Linked DNA regions of Homo sapiens: regions 1, 2, 4 and 5 are each linked to region 3. A link is an interaction called in ENCODE POLR2A ChIA-PET data of the cell type or tissue named here. Cell type or tissue: MCF 10A. All regions are shown on one strand. Links, peaks and the distances in the headings refer to the core of each region. The heading gives the core; the rest is flanking DNA.

What was found. Peaks named below come from ENCODE experiments on the same cell type or tissue, not always from the same donor. Only the 100,000 strongest peaks of a DNase experiment are listed, where the experiment ranks them.
Region 1: POLR2A ChIA-PET joins it to region 3 with 5 read pairs; 2 of 35 experiments call an interaction of 5 or more read pairs at or near these places.
Region 2: POLR2A ChIA-PET joins it to region 3 with 5 read pairs; 1 of 35 experiments calls an interaction of 5 or more read pairs at or near these places.
Region 4: POLR2A ChIA-PET joins it to region 3 with 6 read pairs; 1 of 35 experiments calls an interaction of 5 or more read pairs at or near these places.
Region 5: POLR2A ChIA-PET joins it to region 3 with 5 read pairs; 3 of 35 experiments call an interaction of 5 or more read pairs at or near these places.

The regions. Positions count from the first base shown.
Region 1 is chr9:77,373,857-77,379,837 of GRCh38, forward strand. The region is part of intron 67 of VPS13A (vacuolar protein sorting 13 homolog A); the gene reads left to right. Among named protein-coding and RNA genes, the nearest start is that of GNA14-AS1, 71 kb to the right of the region's middle. In MCF 10A, for the core only: no CTCF peak of the experiment used is centred there; no DNase peak of the experiment used is centred there.
Region 2 is chr9:77,161,774-77,167,754 of GRCh38, forward strand. No RefSeq gene overlaps it. Among named protein-coding and RNA genes, the nearest start is that of VPS13A, 13 kb to the right of the region's middle. In MCF 10A, for the core only: no CTCF peak of the experiment used is centred there; a DNase peak (open chromatin) is centred at 2,308.
Region 3 is chr9:77,301,875-77,307,839 of GRCh38, forward strand. VPS13A (vacuolar protein sorting 13 homolog A) reads left to right here. Exons shown (of 72, transcript NM_033305.3): 34 at 1,041-1,188. Among named protein-coding and RNA genes, the nearest start is that of VPS13A-AS1, 130 kb to the left of the region's middle. In MCF 10A, for the core only: no CTCF peak of the experiment used is centred there; a DNase peak (open chromatin) is centred at 3,947.
Region 4 is chr9:77,155,377-77,161,357 of GRCh38, forward strand. No RefSeq gene overlaps it. Among named protein-coding and RNA genes, the nearest start is that of VPS13A, 19 kb to the right of the region's middle. In MCF 10A, for the core only: no CTCF peak of the experiment used is centred there; a DNase peak (open chromatin) is centred at 3,585.
Region 5 is chr9:77,219,664-77,225,644 of GRCh38, forward strand. It overlaps VPS13A (vacuolar protein sorting 13 homolog A), which reads left to right. Exons shown (of 72, transcript NM_033305.3): 11 at 291-418; 12 at 614-720; 13 at 1,522-1,693. Among named protein-coding and RNA genes, the nearest start is that of VPS13A-AS1, 45 kb to the left of the region's middle. In MCF 10A, for the core only: no CTCF peak of the experiment used is centred there; no DNase peak of the experiment used is centred there.

The DNA.
Region 1 (5,981 bases), core at 676-4,675, 71 kb after region 3:
ATTTATGCAGCCAAAAAACTCATTTTGATATTTTTTAAGTTGCTGCCATTGCATTGTTTCAACTTTATGAAGTTCCCCTTTATTTTTCATTCATTCCTAGCAGGCTTGCAGGAGCAGTTTGGCAAGTTAAGCAAGCTTTTCAGTTATCTTAGTTTAAATACATTAATGCTATATATCAATTATAAAATTAGCAAATATAATCTGTATCCTTTTTATGAAATGAAGAATGGCATTTTGTATTTCTTGGTTCAAACTCAGTTTGTCTTCACCCTTCCTTTATTATCTTATTTTGTTATAAGTTGTTATAGTAGTCCCTCTTGATCTGCAGGGATCTGCAGTGGATGCCTGAAACCTTGGACAGTACTTAGCCCTATATATACTGTGTTTTCTCCTGTACATACATATCCGTGATGAAGTTTAATTTTAAATTAGGCTCAGTAAGATATTAACAATAATAATAAAATAAGACAATTATAACAATATACTGTAATGAAAGTAAAATAAACGTTACTTGAACACAAGCACTGTAATACCGCAATAGTCAGGATGATAACTGAGACAGCTACTATGTCACTAATGGACTGGTGATGTATAAAGCATGGATATGCTGGACAGAGGGATGATTCATATCCCAGGAAGGACAAAGCAGGGTGGCAAGAAATTTTATCATACTACTCAGAATGGCATGCAATTTAAAATGTAGGGATTGTTTATTTCTGGAATTTTCCATTTAATATTTTTGGACCACAGTTGACTGTGGATAACTGACACTGCAGAAAGCAGAACTGTGGATAAGCGGATACTAGTGTATATGCATATCCTTTCTCTTCCTTTATGCAGGTAATTTTAATACACATTGTTTTTTACTCCAAATGAAATTTAGTGTAAGGGTGAAATTTAGTAGTTTCTTTATTGTTACCTGTGTCTTAGAAATTTGTAACACATATAACAGATGATAAAATTAATGTTAATTAGACCCATCTTAGAAAGTTAGGTGGGTGGCTGTCTTCCTAATCTTTTTCCTTTGTGTTTTCTCTTGCTTTCTGCTCTATAGGGATATGTATTGTCATCATATGAGCTATTCCTCTTAAGCCAGTATTTCATACTGGTTACCATAATTGGGTGTTTCTGGTTTCGGCATTTAGAATTAAGGTGGGGGAAAAAGGAATCATTCTCCTCTACCTGTAACTTTAAGTTTCATAAATATAATGTGTTGAGTCGTAGTCATCAGAGAAGCTCAAAAGTCAATGAAACGTAAGGAATTTGAAACATATGAAGGCTTCTTTCAAAAGCTGCTAGAATTACCTTCTGTTTATCTAAAACCTTATAATTCTGTACCCAGGTATATTACCTTTAGGGATTGAGGGCACAATGAAACATTTTTAGAAAAAATAATAAAGACTAAGAACTATTGAAGGATGTACCTGTGAAAAAAGACACTGAAAGTAAAAGGAGGAATGGGTTACAAGATTCAAAGATAAAAATATAAATTGGATAAATCTAATTGAGCTACATGAAAGCAACATTGGAAACATTATTAAAACATAATAAAATGCAATTTGGGGAGAGAATGATTGGCATTAAATATTGTCCTATTTGTAAAGAGGATGTATTTACTAATATTAGGTGAAACAGACATTAAGGCAATAAAAGCATTATTTGGGATAAATAAGGTAATTAGGTAATGATAAAAAGAACTAAGTAGGAAGATAGTAACAATTTCAAACTTCTACTCAGTTCATAAAATAGCCTTAATTTTTAAAAGCACAACTTGACAAAACTGTAAGAACTTTTCAAATGTACAACAAAGGTGGAAGAACTTAATATTTTTCTCAATAATTGATAGATCAGGAAGACAAAATAAAAGTAAGTAAATAATTATCTGAATAGAGTTAACAAGCTACCTAATACAAACATAAATAATTATTCAGCACATTTTAGGGAGCATTGTCTATGATCTAGACACTTCTCTAATCACTTGAGGGACCAGCAATGAACACAATTGGCAATGGTCCTGTGTTCATACAGCTTACATTCTAGTGGGAGAGTAATAGACAAAAATAAGTAACTGATAAATATATGATATGCTAAATGGTGAAAAATGCCATGAAGAAAAATAAAGCAGATTAAAGGAGGTAAGGAGATGCAAAATGGTAGGGAGGAGGGTTGCTATTTTACATATTCAGTGATCAGGGATGCTTAACTCATAAGATTATATTTGAGGAGAGACCTGAAAGAAGTAAAGGGTGAGCCATGTGAGAAGAATGTCCCAGGCAGAAGGAACAGCAGTTAAAAAGCCCTGATGCAAGAATGTGCTTGGCCTATTTGAGAAACAGCAAGACTAGTTTGCCTGGAGTAGAGTGAGGAACGGGGAAAGTTGAAGAAGATGTTACCAGGGAACATGCGGGGAATCACATCTCGTAGAACTCGGCAAGCCCCTGTAAGGACTTAGGCTTTTGCTTAAGATGAGAGGCCATTGAAAGGTTTCAAGCCAGAGAAATGATGTGAGCTGGCTGCTGCATTGAGGCGTAACCACAGGGGATTAGGGCAGAAACAACACTTAAAAGGCTTTTGCAGTAATCCAAGTGAGTGACAATGGTGATTCGACTATTAGAGTACTAGAGATTATGTCCTGCATGTATTTTAAAGATAGTGGCAATAGCATTAGTTGATAAATTGGATGCAGGATATGAAAGAAAGAGAATCGTGAAGAATAATTCTAAAGTTTTTATGTGTAGTACTGGAAGGGTGAGGTTGTCGTTCTTTTTAGGGAAAGGGTATTAGACATTTCCTTTTGAATATATTAAGCTTAAAATATCTCTTAGACATCCAAATGGAGACATCACGTTATTGTTGAGTAGAGGAGTTTGAAGTATAGAGAAAGGTCCAAGCTAGAGGTAAAAATTCAAGATTTGTGAGCCTATAATAAGGTATTTGAAACCATGAGATTGGATGAGATCACCAAGGGAATGAGACTGAAAAGAGAAAAATAAGGTCCAAGGACTTGGCTTTCAGGCACACCAACTCTTAGAAGTTGGGGAAATGAGGAAGACCCAGAAAAGGAGGCTAAAAAGAAATGGTCATTAAGTTACCTAAAAAATTTTAGGGTCAGTTTGTCAATTTCTACAAAAAAGGTAGCTAGGATTTTGATGCAGATGGCATTGAATCTGTAGTTCAATTTGGGGAGTGTAGCCATCTTAACAGTATTATCTTTTAACCTGTGAAAATGCAACGTCTTTCCATTTATTTAGGTCTTCTTGAATTGCTTTCAATAATGTTTTATAGTTTGTAATGTACGAGTCTTATACTTCTTTTTAAAAACTTATTCCTAAGTATTTTTGATGCTGTTTTTTTTTTTTTTTTTTTTTTTTTTTGAGACGGAGTCTCGCTCTGTCGCCCAGGCCAGACTGCGGACTGCAGTGGCGCAATCTCGGCTCACTGCAAGCTCCGCTTCCCGGGTTCACGCCATTCTCCTGCCTCAGCCTCCCAAGTAGCTGGGACTACAGGCGCCCGCCACCGCGCCCGGCTAATTTTTTGTATTTTTAGTAGAGACGGGGTTTCACCTTGTTAGCCAGGATGGTCCCGATCTCCTGACCTCATGATCCACCCGCCTCGGCCTCCCAAAGTGCTGGTATGCTGTTTTAAATGGAATTGTTTTCTTAATTTTATTGTTGGATTGTTTATTGCTGGTGTGTTGAATACAACTGTTTTTCTTTATATTTGAGTTTCTGCAATCTTACTGAACTTGTTTATTAGCTCTAATGGTTTTGTGGATTCTTTTGGGTTTTCTATATGTAAGAGTATATCATCTGAGAACTGAGGTAACTTTACTTCTTCCTTTCTGATCTGGATGCTTTTTTTCTTGCCTAGTTGTCCTGGCTAGAACCTCTAGTACAATGTGAAGTAGAAGTGCTGAGAGAATAGACATGCCTATATTGCTTTTAATCTTAGGGGGAAAGCTTTCAGATGTTCACCATTAAATGTGATGTTAGCTATAGGTTTTTGTGTCTTTATCATGAAAACATGTTAGATTTTATGAAACGCTTTTTCTGTATAATTAAGTTGATAGTTGGTTTTTCCTTTGTTTCACTAATGTAGTATATTACATTAATTGAGTCAGATCTTAAACTAATATTGCATACCTGGGATAAATCCCATTTGGACATAATGTGTAATCGTTTTTATATTTTACTGGATTTGGTTTGATAGTATTTTGTTGAGGATTTTTGCATGTATATTTATAAGGGATATTGGTCTGTGGTTTTCTTGTGATGTCTTTGCCTGGTATGGGTATCAGGGTAATATTGTCCTCACAGAATGATTTAGGAAGTGTTCCCTCCTCTTCAAATTTTTGGAAGACTTTGTGGAGCGTTGATGTTAATTAAAAAAAAAATTTGGAGAATTGATCAGTGAAACCGTCTGATTCTTACTTTTATTTCTGGTGAGTTTTAAAATGACAAATTCACTCTCTTTACTTGGTAAAGGTCTAGTTAGGCTGTTTCTTGAGTCATTGTCAGTAGTTTTTATAGGAATTTGTTCAATTCATCTAGATGTTCTAATTTGTTGATATATATTTATTGATCATAGTAAATATTTACTAGTATTCTCATATAATTATTTTTCCCTTATATAGTATTTATTCCTAGTATTCCCTTATAATTATTTTTTGTTTCCATAAGATTGGTAGTAGTGTTCCCTCTTTAATTCCTGTTATTCATAATTTGGGTCTTCTTTTTTTTCTTGGTCAGTTTAGTGATGGCGTGTCATTTTTGTTGTCCTTTTCAAAGAACCAGTTTTTAGTTTCATTGATTCTATTTTTTCTATTCTCTATTTCTTTTATCTCTGCTCTAATTTTTATTATTTTCTTCCTTCTGCTAGCTTTGGGATTAGTTTGCTTTTTCTACTTTCTCAACTTGTGAAGTTATATTATTGATTTCAGACCTTCTTTTTTAATGTAGACATTCACATCTATAAATTTCCCTCTGAGCACTGTCTTTGCTGCATCTTATAAGTTTTGGTGTGTTGTATTTTTGCTTTTATTTGTTTCAAAGTAGTGAATTTCTTTTGTGATTTTTTTCTTTGACATTTTGTTATTTATGCTTCTATGTTTTAATTTCCACACACTTGTAAATTTCATAAATTTCTCTTATTTACACATTTCTAGTTTTCTTCCATGTGGTCAGGTATCATACTTGTATATTTTCAGTCCTTTTTTTTTTTTTTTTTTTTTTTTGTGAGATAGAGTCTCACTCTTGTCACCCAGGCTGGAGCAGTGGCGTGATTTTGGCTCACTGCAACCTCTGCCTCCCAGGTTCAAGAGATTCCCCTGCCTCAGCCTCCTGAGTAGCTGGGATTACAGGCACACACCACCATACCCAGCTAATTTTTTTTTTTTTTTTTTGAGACAGAGTTTCACTCTTGTTGCCCAGGCTGGAGTGCAATGGCGCTATCTCAGCTCACCGCAACCTCCGCCTCCCAAGTTCAAGCTATTCTCCTGCCTCAGCCTCCCTAGTAACTGGGATTACAGGCATGTGCCACCACACCCGGCTAATTTTGTATTTTTAGTAGAGACAGGGTTTCTCCATGTTGGTCAGGCTGATCTCGAACTTCCGACCTCAGGTGATCTGCCCGCCTTGGCCTCCCGAAGTGCTGGGATTGCAGGAATGAGCCACCACGCCCGGCCATTTTTGTATTTTTAGTAGAGATGGGGTTTCACCATGTTGGCCAGGCTTGTCTTGAACTCCTGACCTCAAGTGATCTGACCACCTCGGCCTCGCAAAGTGCTGGGATTACAGGCATGAGCCACCACGCCTGGCCTATTTTCAGTAGTTTTATATTTACATTCAATGTTAGCCAAAAGGCCAAGAAGCAAACAGTAATTTTATATTATTGAGACATGTTTTATGACCTAATAGATAGCTAATACTGAATAATGTTCCGTTGCACTTGAGAAGAATATATATTCTGTTGTTGTTGGTTTG
Region 2 (5,981 bases), core at 605-4,604, 140 kb before region 3:
TGCCACTGCACTCTAGCCTGGGCAACAGAGAGAGACTCTGTCTCAAAAAAAAAAAAAAAAAAAAAAAAAAAAGAGAGAGAGAAAGACTACTGTCATTGTCATTATACTTTGAGTTATATTCATACTCCAGGAAGGAGAAAAATGAAGATTCATGGATTAAATGTGGAAATCTACTAGGAAAACCAGAAACCTCCTGTCTGACTGCTTTTATTTCATTTCGTGGTTTTCTGAAATATTTTTAACATTTTGAAAACTAAATCTTGACCATAAATATTTTATTTTATGTACAAATAATCTACAATAAAGATATGATTATCAGGTTTGAAATTGTAGTAAACTACTTTAAAAGGAGAAGATTTAGAAAGATGGAAGCATAGCACACTCTCCTGGCTCATGTGTGTATCAAAACAATATGAATAAGCTCCACTCACTTGTTTCTTCATGTACAACTTGCAAGATTTCTCCACTTTTTTCTGTCTCCTCCCATCTCCCTCTCTCCCTCCCTCTTAGTTTTAAAGGGTGTTTTTTTCTGAATACAAAAGGAATACATACCCAGTGAAATAAATTCAGTGATCATCAAAACATAAAAGAAACTCAGAACTTATCCCTGATTTCACCACCTGAAGACAATACTATTACATCCTAGTGTAAGTTCTTCCAGACTATTTTCTATGCAAATGCCCACCAAGTTGAACAAATATCTGGAACTCTCAGCACATAGCAAGGACTCAAAAAAAGTTGGCTGTTGGCTGGATGTATTGGCTTACTCCTGTAATCCCAGCACTTCGGGAGGCCAAGGGAGACAGATCACTTGAGGTCAGGAGTTTGAGATCAGCCTGGCCGACATGGTGAAACCCTGTCTCTACTAAAAATACAAAAGATAGTTGTGCATGGTGGCACATGCCTGTAGCCCAGCTACTTAGGAGGCTGAGGAACGAGAATCACTTGAACCCAGGAGGCAGAGGTTGCAGTGAGCCGAGATCACACCATTGCACTCCAGCCTGGGGAACAGAGCTAAATTCCGTCTCGAAAAAAAAAAAAAAAATTGGCTGTTAACACTCTTTTATTTTTAACCAACCTTTTGAACTTAAGATATTCTAAATACATTTTCTTTCAAAATGTATATGATCATTTGAATGAATGCAATTTGCATAATAATTCCTCTATTAATGGATAATGAGCTTTATTTTCTACTTTTCTTTATTATACACTATGCAGTAAACATCCTCATTCCTACAGATTTGCACATATGTCCATTTTTCCTAAAAATAAGGCAGACTTGTGTATAAACTATTCCAGTAGTTTGATCTCTGGCTTATTGCTAAAACTTTCTGTGCATTAGTTTCCTCAATTGTAACAGTTGGTAATAATATCTGCTTGCAAAGTTGTTGTAAGGATTAAATACTTATGTCTATAAAGTGGCACTACAGAGCCTGGCTCAGAAGTAGAATTCAATAAATGATTATTTTTCTTTAAAATAATTTACTAAAAATAGACTACTTGGCTCAAGGTTAAGCACAATCCAAAAGCTATTTACAAATACTGTCGAATGGACATCCAGAAAAATTATACCAATTTCTTCTGCTATCAGTAGGGTTGGAAGTTTCCCATTTACCATTTCCTTCAGAACTCTGGGTGCTACCAATTTTTTAAATCTTTGTCAATTTTATAGGTGAGAAGCACTTTCTTGTTTTTTATTTGGATATATTTTATTAGCTGGAAACGACATATTCTTATACATTTATTAGGTATTTATTTCTCTCACGAATTGTCTATTCAAATCAATTGCACATCTTTCTGCTGAGTTCTTTTAAAAATTTGAAAGAGTAAACTTTAAGGGTATCCTGTATTTTAATAACATCACAACTTTGAAATCTTGTTTTCAGGCCCGGAGCTGTGGCTCATGCCTGTAATCCCAGCACTTTGGGAAGCTGAGGTAGGCAGATCATTTGAGGCCAGGAGTTTGAGACCAGCCTGGCCAACATGGCGAAACGCCGTCTCTACTAAAAATACAAAAATTAGCCAGGCATGGTGGCATGGGCCTGTAATCCCAGCTACTGAGAGAGACTAAATATCCAATTTTAAGAATTGTTGTCCCCTAATTCAAGTTAAGTAAAATGTATTCCCTTGTTTTACATAATTATTAGATTTTAAGCCAGGGCTTCTCGACCTCAATCTATTAACATTTGGAGCTGGTTAATTATTTGTTGTAGGAGGATTTCCTGTGCATTGTGGAATGTTTAACAGCATGTCTGGCCTCCGTCGAATGTCTGAAGACATTGGCAAATGTCCCATGAGGAGCAAAATCACTCCTAGTTGAGCAACACTTCTCTAAGCTAATCATCGTTGGGTGGTGCCTTAGTTCATTTCATGCTGCAATAACAGAATACCACAGACTGGGTAATTTATAATGAACACAAATTTATTGGCTCACAGTTTTGAAGGCTGGAAAGTCCAATATCAAGGTACTAGCATCTGGTGAGGGTCTGCTTCTTGTGTCAACTTATGGTGGAAGGTGAGAGGGCATATGAGAGAGAGAGAGCCCAACTGAAAGACTTTTTATTAAAGCATTAAACCTACTCATGAAGGTGGAGCCTTCATGGCCTAATAACCTCTTAAAGGCAGCCCCACCTCCTAACGCTGTTACAATGACAATTAAATTTCTTTTCTTTTCTTTTCTTTTTTTTTTTTTTTTTTTTTGAGACAGAGTCTCAGTCAATCGCCCAGGATGGAGTGCAGTGGCGTGACCTCGGCTCACTGCAACCTTCACCTCCCAGACTCAAGTGATTCTTGTGCCTCATCCTCCCAAGTATCTGGGATTACAGGTATGTGCCACCACACCTGGCTAATTTTTGTATTTTTAGTAGTAAAGACAGGGTCTTGCCAGGTTGGCCAGGCTGTCCTCGAACTCCTGGCCTCAAGCCATCCATCTGCCTTGGCCTCCTAAAGTGCTGGGATTACATCCGTGAGCTACTGTGCCTAGTCAGTACTTTTTACTACATTTTAAAAAAACAACTTGTGTGACAATTTGGTAATACCTCTGCTATGGTTTGAATATCCCGTTTGAAACTCATGTTGAAATTTAATTGCCATTTGTGACAGACTGAGAGGTGAGACCTTTGAGTGGTGACTGGGTCATGAGGGCAGAGCTCTCATGAATGGATTAATGCTATTATTGAGAGAGTGGGTAGGTTACCTTGAGAGAGGGCTCCAGACAAAAGGATTAAATGCGGACCCTATTTTAGTTTATTTTATTTTTTATTTTATTTATCTTTATTTTATCTTTCTGTCTGGTGGACTCGCTACGTGATGCTTTCTGCCATGGGTTGACCTTCATCAGACATTGGTGCCTTGCTCTTGGACTTCTCAGCCTCTAGAACTGTGAGCCAAATAATCTTCTGTTCTTTATAAATTACCCAATCTGTGGTATTCTGTTATAGCTGCAGAAAATTGACTAAGGCAACATTTTTTTCTCTTAATTTCAATCTAAAAAATATTGTAGCCATGCTCTTTGACACAGAACTTTGATGTCTAACTTACTCATCATCTTGAATTCAGAACTACCTCAAACTGACCTGTTGGTCACAAGGTATACCTGAGCCCACCTCTATATGGAGGTGAACTGGCTTTCATATATTTCATTGTTGAGCTACTCAGTGATCCTAAAAAGGAAGCCAGTTGTAATGCCATCTCATTAGAGTTGATCATTACAGCAATTTGCTGCACACTTTAAATAGTTACACTTAAAACACTTGGTAAAATATGTAACCTTGAACTCACTACTCCTTAATACTTATCAAAAGCTTGAATGAGATAAAAAAAATATTTTTGGAGAATTGCCTGTTGGATAAGTAGCCTACCCATTTCTCTCCATGTTAAAGAATCTATCCCTATAAAAAGACAGATGGTCAGAAAAGTTATTACTTAAGCTCTAATATATGGCTTACCTGCCTCATCCGATTTGTTTATTCAACATATATCTACTTCAGGCACGGTGCTTGGTGCTAGGGATGTAGCAATAAAGAAAATACAAACTCCTGGCACTCAGGGAGTTTGTATTCTATGAGAGGGTGTACTAACTAGTTATTGCTATATAACAAACCACCTCCAAATGCAGTGTCCTTTAAAAAAAAAACAAACCTCATTATTAGAATTCTTAAAACATAAGGGCACTTTGGGAGGCCGAGGCGGGCGGATCATGAGGTCAGGAGATCGAGACCACAGTGGAACCCCGTCTCTACTAAAAATATAAAAAATTAGCCAGGCGTGGTGGCGGGCACCTGTAGTCCCAGCTACTTGGGAGGCTGAGGCAGGAGAATGGCGTGAACCCGGGAGGCGGAGCTTGCAGTGAGCCGAGATTGTGCCACTGCACTCCAGCCTGGGCGACAGAGTGAGACTCCGTCTCAAAAAAAAAAAAAAGAAAAGAAAAGAAAAGAAAAACATAAGGGGCAGGTTAGGCCAATCAAAGAGACTGGGGCAATCTTGGTGACTTGGCACTGCTCCACGTATCATTCATTGCCTAGCAGCCTAGGCCAGGCATGTTTCCATTGCAATGGCCCAGAGGGAGACAGAAAGACTAACTGTGCAGGTGCTTTCCAAGCTCTGTTTGCATCACAGCAGCTAATGTGTTATTGGCCTAAGCAAGTCACATGAACGAACGCAGAATCAAAGAATGAGGCGGAATGCCCCCCTCACAATAGGGGAATGCTGCAAAGTTAAATGACCAGATACAGAGAGAGGTAAAATAATGGAATCAATGGTGAAATTATTACAGAGGGAGACAGAAAACAAGCAAATAAGTAGTGATAAGTACTGTAAGAAATAAGCAGAGTAGAAAAAGAATACTAAGGAGTAGAGGAGGGATACAGGGATAGTGTTATTTTTGAGAATATAGTTAAGGAAAGCTGCTTCAATTAGGAGGTATTTGAAGAGCGATCTCAATGTGAAGAGGGATCATTTGGGGGAATTTGAGGAATACAAGCTAAAAGGAACAAAATAGAAAAATAATGAAGAGAATAAACAAGAGTGAAAAGACAATCTAGCTGGAAGTTATGAACTTGTATTCCCATCAACCCATATGGTTGCCTGACCATTGCTATCCATTTTTTAAATGCATTTGCAGGATTGCATAGAGACGCCGACTTAATTTTACTACTCACATTGTCTACAGGCCCGCTAGTCTGATGATGAGGTGTCAGTAGTTAAGGCTGAGGCAGTCCTCATGTTGTTCTTTTCATTCCAAATGCATTGATGAATTTTATGCAATTAGAGAAAAAATCAAACAGTTTGTATTGACCACGGACACTAAAGGACAAATTCAAATTCTATACTTCCTCATAGACCAGCTCAAATGTCTGACATAGCCAGTGAGTAGAATTAAACCTTCTTTGTTTAAGAATTGGTCCATTAACAGTATAATGTTGAGAAAAAAACAAAGCCAAACTTGTTTTCAATACCACAAAGCTGCAATCAACTGAGTCTTTCTTAAAAGGATATGAAAAGCAAGAAAATCTTTAGTATGCCATAATTAACATTCAAATAGAAGAGAAACCAATTCAGTAGTAAAAATATGTGGTTAAAAATGTCATAAGCTAACATTACTAAGTTTGATTTTCAAATCTGAAGTTTAGTTGAAAGGATGTTTAGGATTCATTTTATAAAATATATAATTGATTTATAATCACTGTCATTTAAAATGAAAGTTTTCTTTTAAAACCGATGATTACAGTAGTTCAATTTGAATACAGATTTGGAAGGATTTTATATTTAAAAATCCACTAGATGGCGCTCTTTTAACCTTCTGGAAGGGAAAGTTGAAGACATTTCAATCTCTGACTGATGCTGGAATCAGCTAATTTAACATTAATGAAACCGAACTGGTGCATCTGACTCAGAATTTCCTTGGATATAAAAAGCAGAGTGTATAATCTACGAAGAATATAAATGTGATAATTGACAGAGACTACTCTTCTTCTTTTTTT
Region 3 (5,965 bases), core at 1,966-5,965:
CTGTTACTTACCTAAATCAGTGAGTTAAAATGTTTTTATAATGATGTCTTATATAATGTTTGTTTACAAATTACATAGAGATATTTTTTTTTTTTTTCCCGAGACAGTGTTTTACTCTTGTTGCCCAGGCTGGAGAGCAATGGCATGATCTTGGTTCAATGCAACCTCCGCCTCCTGGGTTCAAGTGATTCTTCTGCCTCAGCCTCTCAAGTAGCTGGGATTACAGGTGCCCACCACCACGCCTGGTTACTTTTTGTATTTTTAGTAGAGATGGGATTTCACCATGTTGGCCAGGCTGATCTCGAACTCCTGACCTCAGGTGATCCACCCGCTTTGGCCTCCCAAAGTGCTGGGATTACAAGCATGAGCCACCACTCCTGGCCTACATAGAGATAATTCTTATTTTAATGGTTTACTATACAACTTACAACTTATATACTTTTGCACTTTTTACCATATTCCAAAATTGTATCGAAAAATACATATTTTTCCCCTTTTTTTTTTTTTTTTTTTTTGGAGACAGAGTCTTGCTCTGTTGACCAGGCTGGAGTGCAGTGGTGCGATCTCGGCTCACTGCAACCTCCACCTCCCAGGTTCAAGCAATTCTCCCACCTCAGCCTCCTAAGAAGCTGGGACTACAGGCGCATGCCACCACGGCCAGCTAATTTTTGTATTTTTAGTAGAGATGGGGTTTCACCATGTTGGCCAGGCTGGTCTCAAACTCCTAACCTCAAGTGATCTGCCCGCCTCAGCCTCTCAAAAGTGCTGGGATTACAGGTGTAAGCTACTGTGCGTAGCTCTATTTCTGTATAATATAGAACACTCAGCTCAGTGTAAGTCACCCAGGTTTCTAGTGGGATAGAACATCACTCAACTCATTTTGACAGATAAAAAAAAAGTCTGATAGATATTTTCCCTTTATACCCAACAAATTATTGATTTCTGCTATTTGCATATAAAAGGATAAATTTAAGTTAATCTTTTTTTAACTACCTGAATGTATATGAAACAATTTAAAAGAATGTTATCTCTACTTATAGATCTCGATTTATTAATGATGCATACCAGGAAGTACTGGATCTACTCCTGCCATTAAATCTTGAGGTTGTGGTTGAACGAAATTTATGCTGGGAGTGGTACCAGGAAGTTCCTTGTTTTAATGTAAATGCTCAGCTGAAACCAATGGAGGTAACTTTTTTTGGATACTTATCAATTTTTGTTTTGCTTGTTGAAAAATACTGCTTGGGGACATAAGGCATCATTTGAGTGGAATTTGTATATACATAATCACCTTGGTCAGAATTGAAATAGTGATTATATTAAACTAGAATTCATTTTAAAATGGTCTTGATTTATTCTTTTAACAAATATTACTGGAGATAAAGTGGCAAGGAAGCAATGACATTGTCTCTGACTTCATGGAACTTGCCAGTCTAATGCAGGGGTTGGTGGTGATGGTGATCTGGAAGGTATAGTAGTAGTTAGATAGTAAAAAAGTAATCAGACACATAATTAAAATAGTTATAAATTGTGGTAAATTTAATGAAGTGAAGGGGTGGCCTGCACCTCCACACCTGTGGGTATTTCTAGTCGGGTGGGATGAGAGACTGAGAAAAGAAATAAGACACAGAGACAAAGTATAGAGAAACAACAGTGGACCCAGGGGACCAGCACTCAGCACACCAAGGACCTGCACTGGCACCGGCCTCTGAGTTCCGTCAGTTTTTATTGATTATTATTTTCATTATTTCAGCAAAAAGGAATGTAGTAGGAAAGCAGGGTGGTAATAAGGAGAAGGTCAGCAAAAAACGTGTGAGCAAAAGAATCTATGTCATAATTAAGTTCAAGGGAAGGTACCATGAGTGGACGTGCACGTAAGCCAGATTTATGTTTCTCTCCACCCAAACATCTCAGTGGAGTAAAGAATAACAAAGCAGCATTACTGCAAACATGTCTCGCCTCCCACCATAGGGCGGTTTTTCTCCTATCTCAGAATTGAACAAATGTACAATTGGGTTTTATACCGAGACATTCAGTTACCAGGGGCAGGCAGGAGACAGTGGCCTTCCTCTATCTCAACTGCAAGAGGCTTTCCTCTTTTACTAATCCACCTCAGCACAGACCCTTTACGAGTGTCGGACTGGGGGACGGTCAGGTCTTTCTCATCCCACGAGGCCATATTTCAGACTATCATATGGGGAGAAACCTTGGACAATACCCGGCTTTCAAGGGCAGAGGTCCCTGCGGCTTTCCACAGTGCATTGTGCCCCAGGTTTATTGAGACTAGAGAATGGCAATGACTTTTACCAAGTATACTGCTTGTAAACATTTTGTTAACAAGGCACGTCCTGCACAGCCCTAGATCCCTTAAACCTTGATTTCATACAACACATGTTTTTGTGAGCTCCAGGTTGGGTCAAAGTGGCTGGGTCAAAGTGGCTGGGGCAAAGCTACAAATTAACAACATCTCTGCAAAGTAATTGTTTAAAGTACAGGTCTTTTTCAAAATGGAGTCTCTTATGTCTTCCCTTTCTACATAGGCACAGTAACAGTCTGATCTCTCTTTCTTTTCCCTACAATGAAGGACACAAATAATAGGCATGGTGCTGTAGTCAATTAGATATATTAATATAGAATTTATTGGAAAGATCTAGGTTAGAAATACTAATTTTGGTGTCACCAGCATATAGATGGCATTTAAAGCCATGGAAATATATGAAATAATCTATACAAAGGAAGAGAAAGTATTAGAAGAATTCATAAGTTGAAAATGAAAATGGCAAATGTGTCACCACCTTAGTTTTACTTTCTTATTGGTTGACATTGCTTCAAAGATCTCTCATGGAACTGCCCACAAGTTCATATTTTTTTCCCTTGACTGGATGAAAGTCAAAAGTGTGTCATAGGCTTTGCTGAAGTGATAGCAACATATGCTCTGGGAGGTTTCTTTAAGAAACCTACTTAACAAATCCTTCTCCCCACCTCACAGTTTCCCTTTCTATTTCTTTCTGTAAAAATTTTATTGATTATGAGAAAACCATCATTTTAGAGATTTCAGACTTTTTTTCTTTTTTTTTTTTTTGAGATGGAGTCTCGCTCTGTTGCCCAGGCTGGAGTGCAGTGGTGCAATCTCAGCTCACTGCAAGCTCCGCCTCTGGGGTTCACGCCATTCTCCTGCCTCAGCCTCCCGAATAGCTGGGACTACAGGCATCCGCCACCGCGCCCGGCTAATTTTTTGTGTTTGTAGTAGAGACGGGATTTCACCGTGTTAGCCAGGATGGTCTTGATCTCCTGACCTCGTGATCCACCCCCCTTGGCCTCCCAAAGTGCTGGGATTACAGGCGTGAGCCATCACGCCTGGCCGAGATTTCAGACTTTTAAGTCAAACGTATATTCAGAGCATAAAACATGATGGCATTATGAAAATCTTAGTGTGTAAGATAATAATGGCTGCTTTAACTTACAGGGTAGGAGATGGAAGTTATCTTTTTAAGATAAATATTTGAAGTCTATTTATATTGGTAAGATAACAGATAGAAACTCATAAAACATATAGAAACTTATAAAACATAAATATTATGTTCCACCCAACATGCTGGGGCAGTTGCTATCCCACTGGGCCCAGTTATTAGGCATATTTGTGTGGGGCAGCAAAGACACTGCTTTCTCATGCTCTTCCCAGGTAGAATCCATACAGAATGTCCTGGTGATGCTGCCAACAATCTGCAAGTGCCCAGCTGCCTTTTGAGGCCAACCCTCTAGGGTAAAGTTGGGGCTTCCCTTACTCTAATTCACCTGAGTAGTTGGTTAGCTGCTGTTGCAGCTCACCCCAGAGCCCAGATATTTGTTCTCTCCTGGGCCTCATCTTCTGTGCCAGGGAGAGGCTAGAATTGGTTGTGAAATCATTTAGTCTAATGCATCCAGACCAAGTGGAGCAGCTTGTGATTTCTGACTTGTCAGATTTTCAGTGGTTGCATACACAGCCTGTCCTGACATGTAGATACTGCAGATCAGCAGCCCCAGGATCCTTACAGTTCTTTGAACTTCCTCCACTGAGCTCCTGGCAAAAGTGAAGGAAGAGTGCCAATTAATAATCAGTATTTGAGGTGCATGCGATAGACAGATACTAACTGGAAGACATGGTTTAGAAGTTGTAATATTTATTTTCATCTTATTATATGAACTCTTTTTGCAGTGTCTGCTACATAGTTACAAACTAAGTGTCATGAATAAAGAATGAAGGAATGAAAGCTTAAAAAAAACCCCAAACATTAGTAGTATGTATAAGGTACACATGGACTTAATTTTAAAACACTAAATTAGTGTGTCATCTTTGAAATGCAGTCAAAGAAAGCTTGGTTACAAGTAAAACTTGTTAAATATTGTGGGATTCAAATTATCTCCTTGGGGTCATAACAGCTAAAAATTCTTTTTGTTGTTTTGACAAACTTAGAAGTGAGCCAAACTCAAAGATCTTTTTTACATTATTTCTGTTGTGTTAGGGTTCTCCAGAGAGAGAGAGAGAGAGTGTGTGTGTGTTTGTGTGTGTGTGTGTGTGTGTGTGTGTGTGTGTGTAAAGAGAGGGAAAAGGGAGAGACTTATTTTAAGGAATTGGTGTACATGATTGCGGATGCCACCAAGTTCAAAGTCAGTCTACAGGGTAGGCCAGCAGGAAGGATATCCAGGGAAGAGGTAGTGTTGGAGCTCGAGTCTGAAGGCAGTCTGCTGGCAGAATTCTTGCTTAGAGGAGGTCAGTCTTTTTTTATTGAAGGCCTCCAACTTCAATACAAAGCAATTGGATGAGGTCCACCTACATTATGGAGTGTAATCTGATTTACCTAGAGTCTAGAGATTTAAATATTAATTTCATCTAAAAAATATTTTCACGGAAACATTTTATGTTTGACCACATACCTAGGTACTGTGACTGAGCCAAAGTGACATACAAAATTAACCATCACAGCTATTAAGGCAGGTCTTATGCTGTTGATTTGGGACTAAATTTGTAACAGCTAGGATTTGAAATTGGCTCTTTATTTTTTTTTTTTTTTTTTGAGACAGAGTCTCTGTTGCCCAGGCTGGAGGGCAGTGGCGCGATCTCGGCTCACTGCACTCTCTGCTTCCCAGGTTCAAACAATTCTCCTGCTTCAGCCACCTGAGTAGCTGGGATTACAGGTGTGCACTATGCCTGGCTAATTTTTGTATTTTCGGTAGAGTCGGGGTTTCACCGTGTTGGCTGGGCTGTTCTCTTAACTCCTGGCCTCAAGTGATCTGCCTGCCTCAGCCTCCCAGAGTGCTGGGCTTACAGGCGTGACCCATCACACCTGGCCTGAAATTATTAGCTCTTTGAGTTAGTTCCTAGTTTATGTGTGGACCTAAGCATATTAACCATTTAGCTTCAGTGTCTTATAAATATAAATATCAGGATTGCATTAGCTGGGCATGTTGGTACATGATTGTAATCCCAGTTTCTTGGGAGGCTGAGGTCAGAGGTTGAGCCCAGGAGTTTGAGGCTGCAGTGAGCTAGGATTGCACCACTGCATGCCAGCCTGGGTGACAGAATGAGACCCATTCACTAACTACCTAACTAAATAAATACATTTCAGGATCATATTCCATAGACCTAGGACTTTTTCGAGGTTCAAATAAAATAGTTCATGTAAAACACATTGTGAACTCTAAAATTTTTGGTAAACCAAATGTATCATTTTTTATTCTACATTTGTAAAATGAGGTGCTTACTAACCAAAAAAATCCAAAGTAGACAGATAACTACTGAAAGTTCATTTTAAAGGTTTAAAATTACTATATTATTTGGTACATTAATAACAAATAGTTCTTTATTCATAACTTCATTGGTATTAACACCTAATTTAGTTCTATATTTCACAAGCTACTAAAGAGCACATGGTCATTTAGAAAACTGAATATTCAGTTTGTAAAAATGTTTAATTGGTGTGGTAGA
Region 4 (5,981 bases), core at 1,316-5,315, 150 kb before region 3:
CAGTCTAAATTACCCTTTTACATACAAAGAAACCCAAGATAGTTGGTAATTTTACAAAACGGCTCAGAAAGGTAATTTCTCCACTTTAGTTACCTATATATTTCAGATGCTATTTCCACAGGATGATATTAAGTTCCTGATTATTCACCTATATTGTAAGAACTTCCTAGTTCACCACAACTCTGTGATACTAATTCTTTTAAAATTAGGTATGTCCGTTTTCTGATTAGCAGGGTTTACTACACAATTAACAGAAGGGGCGTGAAAATCAGCTTAATAAAATTCTCCTTCATGACTGATTTTTGCACCTTTGGGACAGGTGGTCTTAGGTCAGTTGCCTTGGAAAACAGTTTGGGATGGAGATTTGCATACAGGAAATTTGCAGGGAGTGCTCTTGGGAATAACCCCTGTAGGGGAATGAGGGAAACAGGGCTGGGCAGAGGGAGAATTCAAGTGGCAGAGAAGTTGCAACAGAGGCCTCAGCTGAGCCTAAGAAAATTTCTGACTTTTAAAAAGTCAGGAAACAACAGGTGCTGGAGAGGATGTGGAGAAATAGGAACGCTTTTACACTGTTGTGGGAGTGTAAACTAGTTCAACCATTGTGGAAGACAGTGTGGTGATTCCTCAAGGATCTAGAACTAAAAATACCATTTGACCCAGCCATCCCATTACTGGGTATATACCCAAAGGATTATAAATCATGCTGCTATAAAGACACATGCACACGTATGTTTATTGCGGCACTATTCACAATAGCAAACACTTGGAACCAACCCAAATGTCCATCAATGATAGACTGGATTAAGAAAATGTGGCCCATATACACCATGGAATACTATGCAGCCATAAAAAAGGATGAGTTCGTGTCCTTTGTAGGGACATGGATGAATCTGGAAACCATCATTCTGAGCAAACTATCGCAAGGACGAAAAACCAAACACTGCATGTTCTCACCCATAGGTGGGAATTGAACAATGAGAACACTTGGACACAGGGCAGGGAACATCACACACAAGGGCCTGTCGGGGGGTAGGGGACTGGGGAAGGGATAACATTAGGAGAGATACCTAATGTAAATGATGAGTTGATGGGTGCAGCAAACCAACATGGCACATGTATACATATGTAACAAACCTGCACATCGTGCACATGTACCCTAGAACTTTAAGTATAATAAAAAGAAAAAAAAGAGAAAATTTCTGGAGTTGGGACAGCCTTTCAAAAGTTGTCCTATATCTAGACAAAGGAGCCTAGTCCTCTACCCCTTCATTAACCAGTCATTAGATGTGGGCTGCTCCTGGGGAGGGGGCATTTGGCTTGGGGGAGTCAACTCTTTTCTGCCCAGGGCAACAGAGAGGAACTCAGTTGTAAACCACCAGCAGCTTTCAGAAGCTGGGGAAGGCGAGGGGAGGGCGGTGAGTTTTGGTCCTGAAAGGAAGCTGGATAGGGCCCTACAGACTCCTCCTCCTCCTCCTGCTTATACCCTAGCTATATAGATATAAAGTTACAATTAATGTATTTAAACTTTTACATATTGCTCTTATTATAGCTACTTTCATATCTCAATGAGTCAGAACTAAAAATATTCCTGGCTCTTTGTTGTGTGTTCTTGGATCAAAGACAGAACAGATTTACACCATTACCAGGATTAGTGTCTGTGAACAATCAAACTAAGTAATAAGTTCAATGTGTTCTGTCCCTTTAGGTGAAAGGAGTAATAACTACAGGAGTGAGTAAACAAAGATCATTCCAAGTATTATATTTGGCTGGGCAGGTGTTACAGGCAGACAGATGCCAGTAATATTCAGTAACTAGGGAAAAGGAAGCAGGTCTTTTCTTTCAAGGCAGGTGCCTCCCTATTGCCTCCTGCAGTTCCCATAAGACCTTCCTGATCCTTAACATGTCTCTCACCTCCTATCAGTGATGACTGGCACAGAGCTGCCCTGGCATTCCTTGCAGTGGCTCTCAGCTGCTCTGCCATCCTGCTGCCCTCATGATTCTGGTATCGAGATAAAAATTGCTATGGACTTTCATTAGTTTTGAGGCCAGAGTTAACAGAAGTAGCTTGTTTTTTTAACCAAGGTAAGCTTGTCCACCATATGGATGTTAACTACAGATCCATGTTATTTCATTGACTTAAAACAATGGCATTTGAATATATCCATATTTTCTGCTGGTCCCACCCAATGCTCTTTCTGTGCCTGAGTAGACTTGTCTAATGTCTTCTGTAAAGCTGAAAATAAACCTTTAAAGTAGCTCACTTGGGAAAATAGAAATGTAGAGGTCGATAGGAAATTATGGTTGCACTTGTGATTACTCAGTGTCTTAAATAATATTGAAAAGGGAAATTTCAAAATTATCCATGTATTAAACCATATGTATCCAAACTAAACACGTACTACTTAATTCTTTAAAAGGATTGGGCTCTAGTAAGACAAAAATAAACCCAGCTAAATCATTTCTTTATATCAACTGGGTATAAACACTTTCTCAGATTTGCATGGTGTTGACTGAAATTCTTGTGGAAAAAAATGTCCAGATTGGTGGAGATGTATTAAAATCATCATAATTCTGACAGCATGTTTTATCCTTATTGGTTCCCTTATGTATTAATAAACATATAGAACTGGATGAAAGAGATGTGTGCAACGATTATTGATTTTATAATAAGTCAATTGCATATCTCACCTGACTAATCAAAGTCAGGATATTGCACCTCATAGAATTGAATGAAAATGCTCCCTGAGAGCAGGCACTTTGACTTGTGTCCTCAGCCCCTAGAACAGTTTCTGGCACATAGTAGTAAATAGAAATAATTATTTATGGCTGGACGCAGTGGCTCACACCTGTAATCTCAGCACTTTGGGAAGCCGAGGCGGGCAGATCTCCTGAGGTCAGGAGTTCAAGACCAGCCTGACCAACATGGTGAAACCCTGTCTCTACTAAAATACAAAAATTAGCCAGGCATGATGGCAGGTGCCTGTAATCCCAGCTACTCGGGAGGCTGAGATGGGAGAATCACTTGAACCCGGGAGATGGTGGTTGCGGTGAGCTGAGATCACACCACTGCACTCCAACCTGGGTGGCTGAGCGAGACTCCACCTCGAAAAAGAAAAGAAAAGAAAAGAAATAATTATTTATTCAACTAATAAACAGATGGATAGTGAAATCAGCTATACTTTGAAATGTCTCATAGGAGATCGTAGGAGAGGCTGTGGAAGCCTGAAGCAAGGAAGGCTAATGAGATAGCTGAGGAACATACTGAGTACAAGGAACTGAAATGAGCATCACGAAGATTTTTTTTAAGACTAAAAGCCCTACCCTCACAGGAATGTTCCTTAAATATTTCTGAAAGAAAGATATATTCAAACAAGGGCAAAAGAAGTCCTTTAATCAAGAGATGCTTGAGTCCCCTCAGTTAATTTAATCCTGTAGATAGAGCTTGCTTTATTATTATTTTTTTAAGGTCCTGTCTTTTACATCCAATGTGATTTCTTAAGGTTGAGGGCAGGTTTCTCTCATGTCTAGGCAGGATATCTCACTGCTGCAATCTCATGATTGGAATCCCAGCAATGTCCTTTAGTGTTTCCTTTGGCAGGGATCAAGTTCCTTCTTGCCATTCTACCCACTCATGATACAACTTTCAGCAATATCAGCTATTTATGATTCCTGTCATCTTGAAAAATACCCAATTCTGGCCAAGTATGTTGTGAGAAAATGCTATAGAAATGATCCTTATTTATTTGTGTTTCCATAATTTGAATCAACTTTGATCCACTTTCGTGAAGGCTTCCTGTTTCTCCCAAGCAGTTGTGGGTTCTTCTTCCAGGTTTCTGTTGTATATTGAACATGCATCCTTCATGACAATTAGTATATTGTAGCATAATTGGTGTATTAGTCAGGGTTCTCTAGAGGAACAGAATTAATAGGATAGACGTCTATATGAAAGGGAGTTTATTAAGGAGTATTGACTCACAAAAGCACAAGGTGAAATCCCACGATAGGCTGTATGCAAGCTGAGGAGCCAGGAAGCCAGTACGAGTCTCAGAACCTCAAAAGTAGGAAAGCTGGCCAGGCGCAGTGGCTCACGCCTGTAATCCCAGCATTTTGGGAGGCTCAGATGGGCTGATCACCTGAGGTCAGGAGTTCGAGACCAGCCTGGCCAACAAGGTGAAACCCCGTCTCTACAGAAATTAGCTGGGGGTGGTGGCATGCACCTGTAATCCCAGCTACTCGGGAGGCTGAGGCAGGAGAATCGCTTGAACTCAGGAGGCGGAGGTGGTAGTGAGCTGAGATGGCTCCTCTGCACTCCACCCTGGGCATCAAGAGCGAGAATCCATTTAAAAAAAAAAAGTAGGGAGGCTGAAAGTGCAGTCTTCAGTTTGTGGCCAAAGTCCTGAAAGCCCTTGGCAAACCCACTGGTAAGTCCAAGAGTTAAAAAATTGAAGAACCTGGAGTCTGATGTTCAAGGACAGGAAGCATCAGCACAGGAGAAAGATGGAGGCTGGAAGACACAGCAAGTCAGCACCCTCCAGCTTCTACCTGATTTTTCTAGCTGTGCTGGCATCTGATTGGATGATGCCCACCCACATTGTGGGTGGGTCTTTCTGAGGGTGGGTCTTCCTCTCCCAGTCCACTGACTCAAATGTTAATCTATTCTGGCAACACCCAGATACACCCAGCAACAATACTTTGCATCCTTCAATCCAATCAAGTCCACACTGAATATTAACCATCACAATTGGTCATGTGCTTTCCTTCCCATAGATGCAATGTTCCTTGAAGAAAGACTGTGTCTCCATATCTATTATAACCTGACACAACTGGTGCTTAGTAAATATTCATTAAGGTAGAGATTGGTCTGACTTACTAGCTACAAGGAGGATTTATGAACCTTAATATGCCTGTCAGTATTTTGAGAGAAGTCTGGATATGTCCAACCCATCCTTAACCCATTCCCCGTTTAGAAAACAAATGTGCAGCTCACTGCCAGTGCAGTATTCTCAGGGCAAATGGGAAATGGGTTAAGGGGATATATGTTAACCAAGACTAAAAGAAGTCAATAAAACTTTTTTTCTTAATTGCAACACTTCAGCTATTCTGTTCCAAGTCATCTTTCCTCATTTTGCCATAACAATCCACAGTTCATTACTTTAGGTTGACCCATGTGAAACTGATGATAATCAACTATTTTAGACTAGGACACTCAGCAATATCATATGGCTTAACCTAAAAATGTCAAGGAAGATGGGAGATGTGAACTTGTCAATGCATCTAACACCTCCAGGGGTATCATCTAATTTTCTTGTAAGCTTTTGACACCTTCTCCTTAGAACTATAAAATTGCCACATAACTCAGTTTTCCTTGGCATCTTTGCAACAAAAATATCCCTAGGGTTTCCTCCTACATGCAAAATAGCAGTAAATTACCATGATTACAAAGGTAAAGGTAAAATATCCTGAAACAAAGAGAAATGCAGATTATCATTTGGTGGACGTGTTTTGCTAGGGAAATAGGTGATGTCAGAGGGCTGCCTTCTGTTTCTATTCTAAAGAACAAAGGTGAGAAAAAATAAGAATTAATGTTGTGACATTAAGGACATTGTAAAAAAAATGCAAAACATGTCTGCATATGTAGGTGTGTATATATATTTCAATTTTCTATTTTATTAGTTGTGGCAATTATAATTTGGTTTACAACAAACTTTACTAGCAAAGAAAAGGAAGGAAGGAAAAAGGAAGAAAACTAGGAAGAGGAAGAAAAAGGGGGGCGATGACAAGGAGAAAAAGAAGAAAAAGAAACAAGATCTCCTTATTTAAAAAGAATTAATCCTCTACTTGTGTTTAATGGAGCAAAGCAGCTGCTATGACACCTTGAAAGAAAACTGTCAACAATTCCACTGATCTCCTTGAAGTGACCAAGTCATGGTGGCAAAGTCAAGCATGGCTCACTCATGAATCTCAGACATTTCTGTCACCAG
Region 5 (5,981 bases), core at 1,096-5,095, 83 kb before region 3:
TTTTTTTTTTCTTAAAATGTTTCTGCTTTTAAGTATCATATTGGTATTTTGAGGGGGAGTTCAATTTGCCTTTATTGTATTTATGGAAGACAGTGAATTTTAAGTAGGAAAAAGATAAAGAATCTTCTCCACACATGGTTCATCTGACTGAACCATGGCAGTGTGAACATCTGGGAACTGTAGAAGGGGTATAAAATAAATGGAAATCAGTGTTTTCAACTTCATCACTTTATTGCCTTGAGACTTTGGAAATATAACTCAGTTTTTTTTCCATTTTTATTATTTTTCAGTATTTCGTCCCATATCTGCTAATGCCAAACTTGTGATGAATCGCCGATCTGATTTTGACTTTTCTGCCCCCAAAATAAACTTGGAAATTGAGTTACATAACATAGCAATTGAATTTAATAAACCACAGGTGATTTTCTTTAATATAATTTTCAATTGTGAATTATTGTTTGATAAAAGCAAAACTAAGATTTTAAATGTTTCACTAAAATTCATGATGTTATATGGTAGCATTTCCCTAAAAAGTCAGTAATGTAACTTTTATCTTCAGCAATTGAACAAAAAAATGTGATACATTTAAGAGCTTTAATTTTCCATTCTTTAGTATTTCAGTATTATGGAGCTTCTTGAATCAGTTGATATGATGGCACAAAATCTGCCATATAGGAAGTTCAAACCTGATGTGCCTCTTCACCACCATGCCAGAGAATGGTAAATGCCTTGATTTTTTTTTTTTTTTAGATTTTAAAAATACAACATAAAAATAAATTTCTCGACTTCAAGAATAATCTTTAAGATATACCATTTTTAAGGTCTGATACAAACCATAATTGATTTATAGCTAGAAATATATGTAGCTGCTTTAGCTTATTGAGTTAATGAAACTGATTTAAGGGATTCTTGCTAACACAGTTTACAACTCGAGATGCTCGAATACCATAGTTTTCATTTACTATGGACGGGTCAGTATATTTAGAATTATTACAAAAACAAATCCTGGTTTGTTTTCTTGCATTGTCTCTCCCCAACCCCCACCTCAGCTTCCCTATCAGATACACTGAACCAATATTATTAAACCTGTATTTTAAAAGCTAAAAATGTTACGGAGTCTATGCAGGATAATCCCATTTTAAAACTCAAAAGTCTTGTTATTCCAGTTTTTAAGCTATTCCCTAGTTTCTAGAAGTTACAATTACTCTTTCAGTTGACTATTTCAGTTATTATTCAGATGACTAAATGTTATTTGCCAATTAATGCCTTAACAGTTCTTGTGTAGAACTATATTTAACAAAATGGAGTGATTTTGCTTATTTTCACTTAAGAAAGAGGAAAGATTAATATTGAATGGATTATTAATGCAAATGGAGTTGGGTAAAAAGGAAGTACTCAGATAATATATCATTTTCCTAATCTTTGTATTATAGTTATGTATGTTGTTAGAGTAGAAGCAATGTCAGTAATGTTTCATACTGTTGATTTGAGGGTGTTAAATGTTTTTCTTTTTTTAACTAGGTGGGCTTATGCTATACATGGCGTTCTTGAAGTAAATGTTTGCCCCAGGTTATGGATGTGGTCATGGAAGCATATTAGAAAACATAGGCAAAAAGTGAAGCAATATAAAGAACTGTATAAAAAAAAGTTAACAAGTAAGAAGCCACCTGGTGAACTTCTCGTGTCTTTGGAGGTTAGCATTTAAAATGAAATTGTTGAGTGTTTTATACTACATAGCTCCTTATTGGTCTTCAGTGACTGATACTCCCTACCTTTCATTCCAATTTTTATTGACCTTTTCATCTCTTTTACTTAGACTTTTTTGTGCTTCTGTTCTTAACTTCAGCTGAATAATACAAGATTTGTTGAAATTCTCCAGTGAGCTTTTGAAATTCGAGATTATTCTCAATCGGAAGGAATTTGGGTTCATGCAAATAGTATGATTATGTCATTTTTAACCTCAAAAGTCTAAATAGTGTTTGCTACATTGATTCCAACTTCTCTGTGTTGGTTTCAAAGCCTTTTATGTGTCACCACTACATTTTCCCTATGTTACAATCTGACCATGCACTAATTTAATGTTTCCTGTACTCTGTATATTTAATGCTCATTCTTTTAGCCACGCCTATGCTCATAAATGCTACCTGCCTTTATCTCTCTACCTACTCAATTCTACTCATCCCTGAAGTTCTACTTAAGTCTTAGTGCTTGCATGAATGTCTCTGAATTTTCTGCTTATACAGAGCCCTTTTTCTCTTAATTTTTGTGGTATCTCTAGTCTCTACCAGTAGTTTTACATTTAATTATCTATCTTGAGATATTATTTTTGTATTAATCTTGTCTTTTAGCATTATGACATATTTCAAGAGGGACTCTTTTACAAATTGATGAACTATAGCTTAGAGAGATTAAGGGGAGTTAGTCTCTTGAAGTTAATGTAAACATTCTGAATCCAGAATGAATTTCTAATTTATAGATTAGATTGACTTTTACTTTTATTTTCAATGTGGGAGACTTTCTGAAGACCTAGGGCTGTTAGGAATGCCTGGGCTTAGAGTCTTTGGGGGATGGGTTCAGGTTGTCTTAGTCTTGAATCATAACCTGAGTCCTCCAAGTCTGGATAGGAGAACCCTGAATAAGTTATTCTGAAATAATAATGGGTTGTAGTTACTTCTCTTGGGGGAAACATAGTTTGATCATGAAATTCTCAAAAGTAATTATGGGTATGTCAAGATAGCTGTGATGAAAGATTTAGCTAATCTCAGCTTATTTCAATAGCTATGACAACTATGAAAAGTGTTAAGTATTAAAAACAAGTTTTAAGTGTATCTGGGTCTACTTGAAATACAGGCATACTTCACTTTATTGTGCTTTGCAGACATTGTGTTTTTTACAAATTGAAGGTTTGTGGCAACACTGTGTCTAGCAAATCTGTCGGCACCATTTTTCCAATAGCATTTATTCCTGTCTATGTGTCACATTTTGGTAATTCCCACAATATTTGAAACTGTTTCATTATTATTATATCTGTTATGATGATCTATGATCAGTGATCTTTGCTGTTACTGTTGTAACTGTTTTGGGGTGCCACAAACTGCATCCATATAAGACAGCTGTTAAATTAAGTTTAGACTAAAGCTGCCTCCTTACATATTTTAAGTTTGGCCAAAAGGTTTCTTTGTACGCCATAAACTATAGCTTAAATGGAAGTATAAACAGACTCTAGTCTACTCTTGTGCCAATCACCAAGTTTTGGCCAATCACATGTGGCCAGTTGTTCAAACCGTGTTCAAATAAGGTGAACACTAAGCTATAACCAAACCAGCTGTTTCTGTACCTCACTTCCATTTTCTCTATGTCAGTTTCCTTTTTCTGTCCATAAATCTTCCACCGTGTGGCTACACCAGAGTCTCTGAGCCTCTTCTGGCTCTGGAGGCTGCCCAATTTGCAAATTGTTCATTGCTTAATTAAATCTTTTAAATGTACTTCGGCTGAAGTTTTTATTCTAACACAGCAAACTTAATAAATGTTGTGCGTGTTCTGACTGTTCTGCTGACTGGCTGTTTTCCTGACTCCCTCTGCTTGGGCCTCCTTATTCCATGAGATAAAATATTGAAATTAGGCCGATTAATAGCCCTACAAAGGCCTCTAAGTGTTCAAATATAAGGAAGAATCATACGTCTCTCACTTTAAATTGAAAGTTGGAAATAATTAAGCTTAGTGAGAAAGGCATGTTGAAAGCAGAGATAGGCCAAAAGCTAGGCTGCTTGTGCCCAATGGTTAGCTGAGTCCTGAAGGAAATTGAAAGTGCTATTCCAGGGAACACATGAATGATAAGAAAGTAAAACAGCCTGATTACTGATGTGGAGAGTGTTCTAGTGGTCTAGATAGATGAAATCAGCTACAGCATTCCTCTAAGCCTTATCCAGTGCAAGGCCCTAAACATATTCTCTTCAATACTATAAAGACTGAGAGAGGTGAGGAAGCTGCAGAAGAAAAGTTTGAAGATAGCAGAGATTGGTTCTTGAAGTTTAAGGGAAGAAGCTGTCTCTATAACAAAAGTATAAGGCAAAGAAGAAAGTGCTGATGGAGAAGCTGCAGCAAGTGATCCTGAAGATCTAGCTAAGATCATTGATGAAGGTGGCTATACTAAACAGATTTTCAGTGTAGATGTAACAGCCTTTTACTGAGAGAGGATGCCATCTGAACTCTCCTAGCTAGAGTGAAAAAGTTAATATCTGGCCTCAAAGCTTCAAAGGACAGGCTGACTCTCTTGCTAGATGCTGACGTAGCTAGTGATTTCAGGTTGAAGCCAGTGATTCTTTGCCATTCTGAAACTCTTAGGGCCCTTAAGAATATGCTAACTCTACTCTGGCTATGCTCTATACACGGAACAGCAAAGCCTGGATGACAACATATCTGTTTACAACATTTTAAACCCAAGCTCAGACCTACTGCTCAGTAAAAAAAGATTTTTTTCAAAATATTATTGCTAATAGACAATGCACCTAGTCACCAAAAGCTCTGATAGAGATATACAAAGAGATGAATGTTGTTTTCATGCCTGCTAACACCACATCTGTTCTGCCACCCATGGATTGAAGAGTAATTTTAACTTTCAAGTCTTATTATTTAAGAAGTACATTTTGTAAGATGATAGCTGCCTTATGAAGTAGGCAGCTATCATTCCTCTGATGGATCTGGGCAAAGTAAATTGAAAACCCTCTGGAAAGGATTTGCCATTCTATATGCCATTAAGAATATTTGTGAATCATGGGTGGAGGTCAAAATATGAACATTGACAGGTGTTTGGAAGTTGATTCCAACCCTCATGGAAGACCTTGAGAGGTTCAAGATTTCAGTGGAGAAAGTCACTGCAGATGTGGTGGAAATACGAAGAGAACTAGAAGTGGAGCCTGAACATGTGACTAAATTGCTACAATCTCATGATAAAACTTTAACCAATGAGGAGCTGCTTCTTATAGAAGAGCAAAGAAAGTGGTTTCTTGAGATGAAATATACTCCTGGTGAAGATGAGAACATTGTTGAAATGACAATTAGAAATTTACATAAAATTAGTTGATAAAGCAGCACTGCTGTTTGAGAGGATTGACTTCAATTTTGAAGGAAATTCTGTAAGTAAAATGCTATCAAACAGCGTTGTACGCTACAGATAAATCAGTTGTGAAAAGAAGAGTCAATTGATGTGGCAAACTTCAGTTAAGAGATTGCAATAGCCACCCCAACCTTCAGCAATCACCACCCTGATGAGTCAGCAGCTATCAACATCGAGGCAAGATCCTCCATCAGCAAAATATTACAACTCGTTGATGGCTCAGATGATTGTTAGCATTTTTTAGCAATGAAGTATTTTAAAATTAAGGTATTTATGTTGTTTTCTTAAGACAATGCCATTGCACCCTTAATAGACTATAATGTAGTAGGAACATAACTTTTATATGCACTGGAAAACCAAAACATTTGTCTGACACTTGCCATACTGTGGTGATCTGGAACTGAATCTGCAGTATCTCTGAGGTATGCCTGTATCTTAATGATAACATACAGGCTGTACACATAATATGAAGGATTTACGATTATATATCTTTGTATAGATTTTTTTTGAGACAGAGTCTTGCTTTGTCACTCAGGTTGGAGTGCAGTGGCACCATGACCCCTCAGACTTAAGCTGTCCTCTCATCTCAGCCTCTTAAGTAGCTCGGACTACAGGCATGTGCCACCATGCCTAGCTAATTTGTATATGTTTTGTAGAGGTTTTGCAGTGTTGCCCAGGCTGGTCTGGAACTCCTGAGTTCAAGTGATTCGCCTGCCTCAGCCTCCCAGAGTGTTGGGGTTACAGGCATGAGCCACTGTGCTTGGCCTTGTAATTATATTTTTAGTTGAAAATGTAACTAATATGTTTACCCTTATCTGTAGTTTAAACCCAAATAAAATCATTTTAAACAATGCATGTACATATT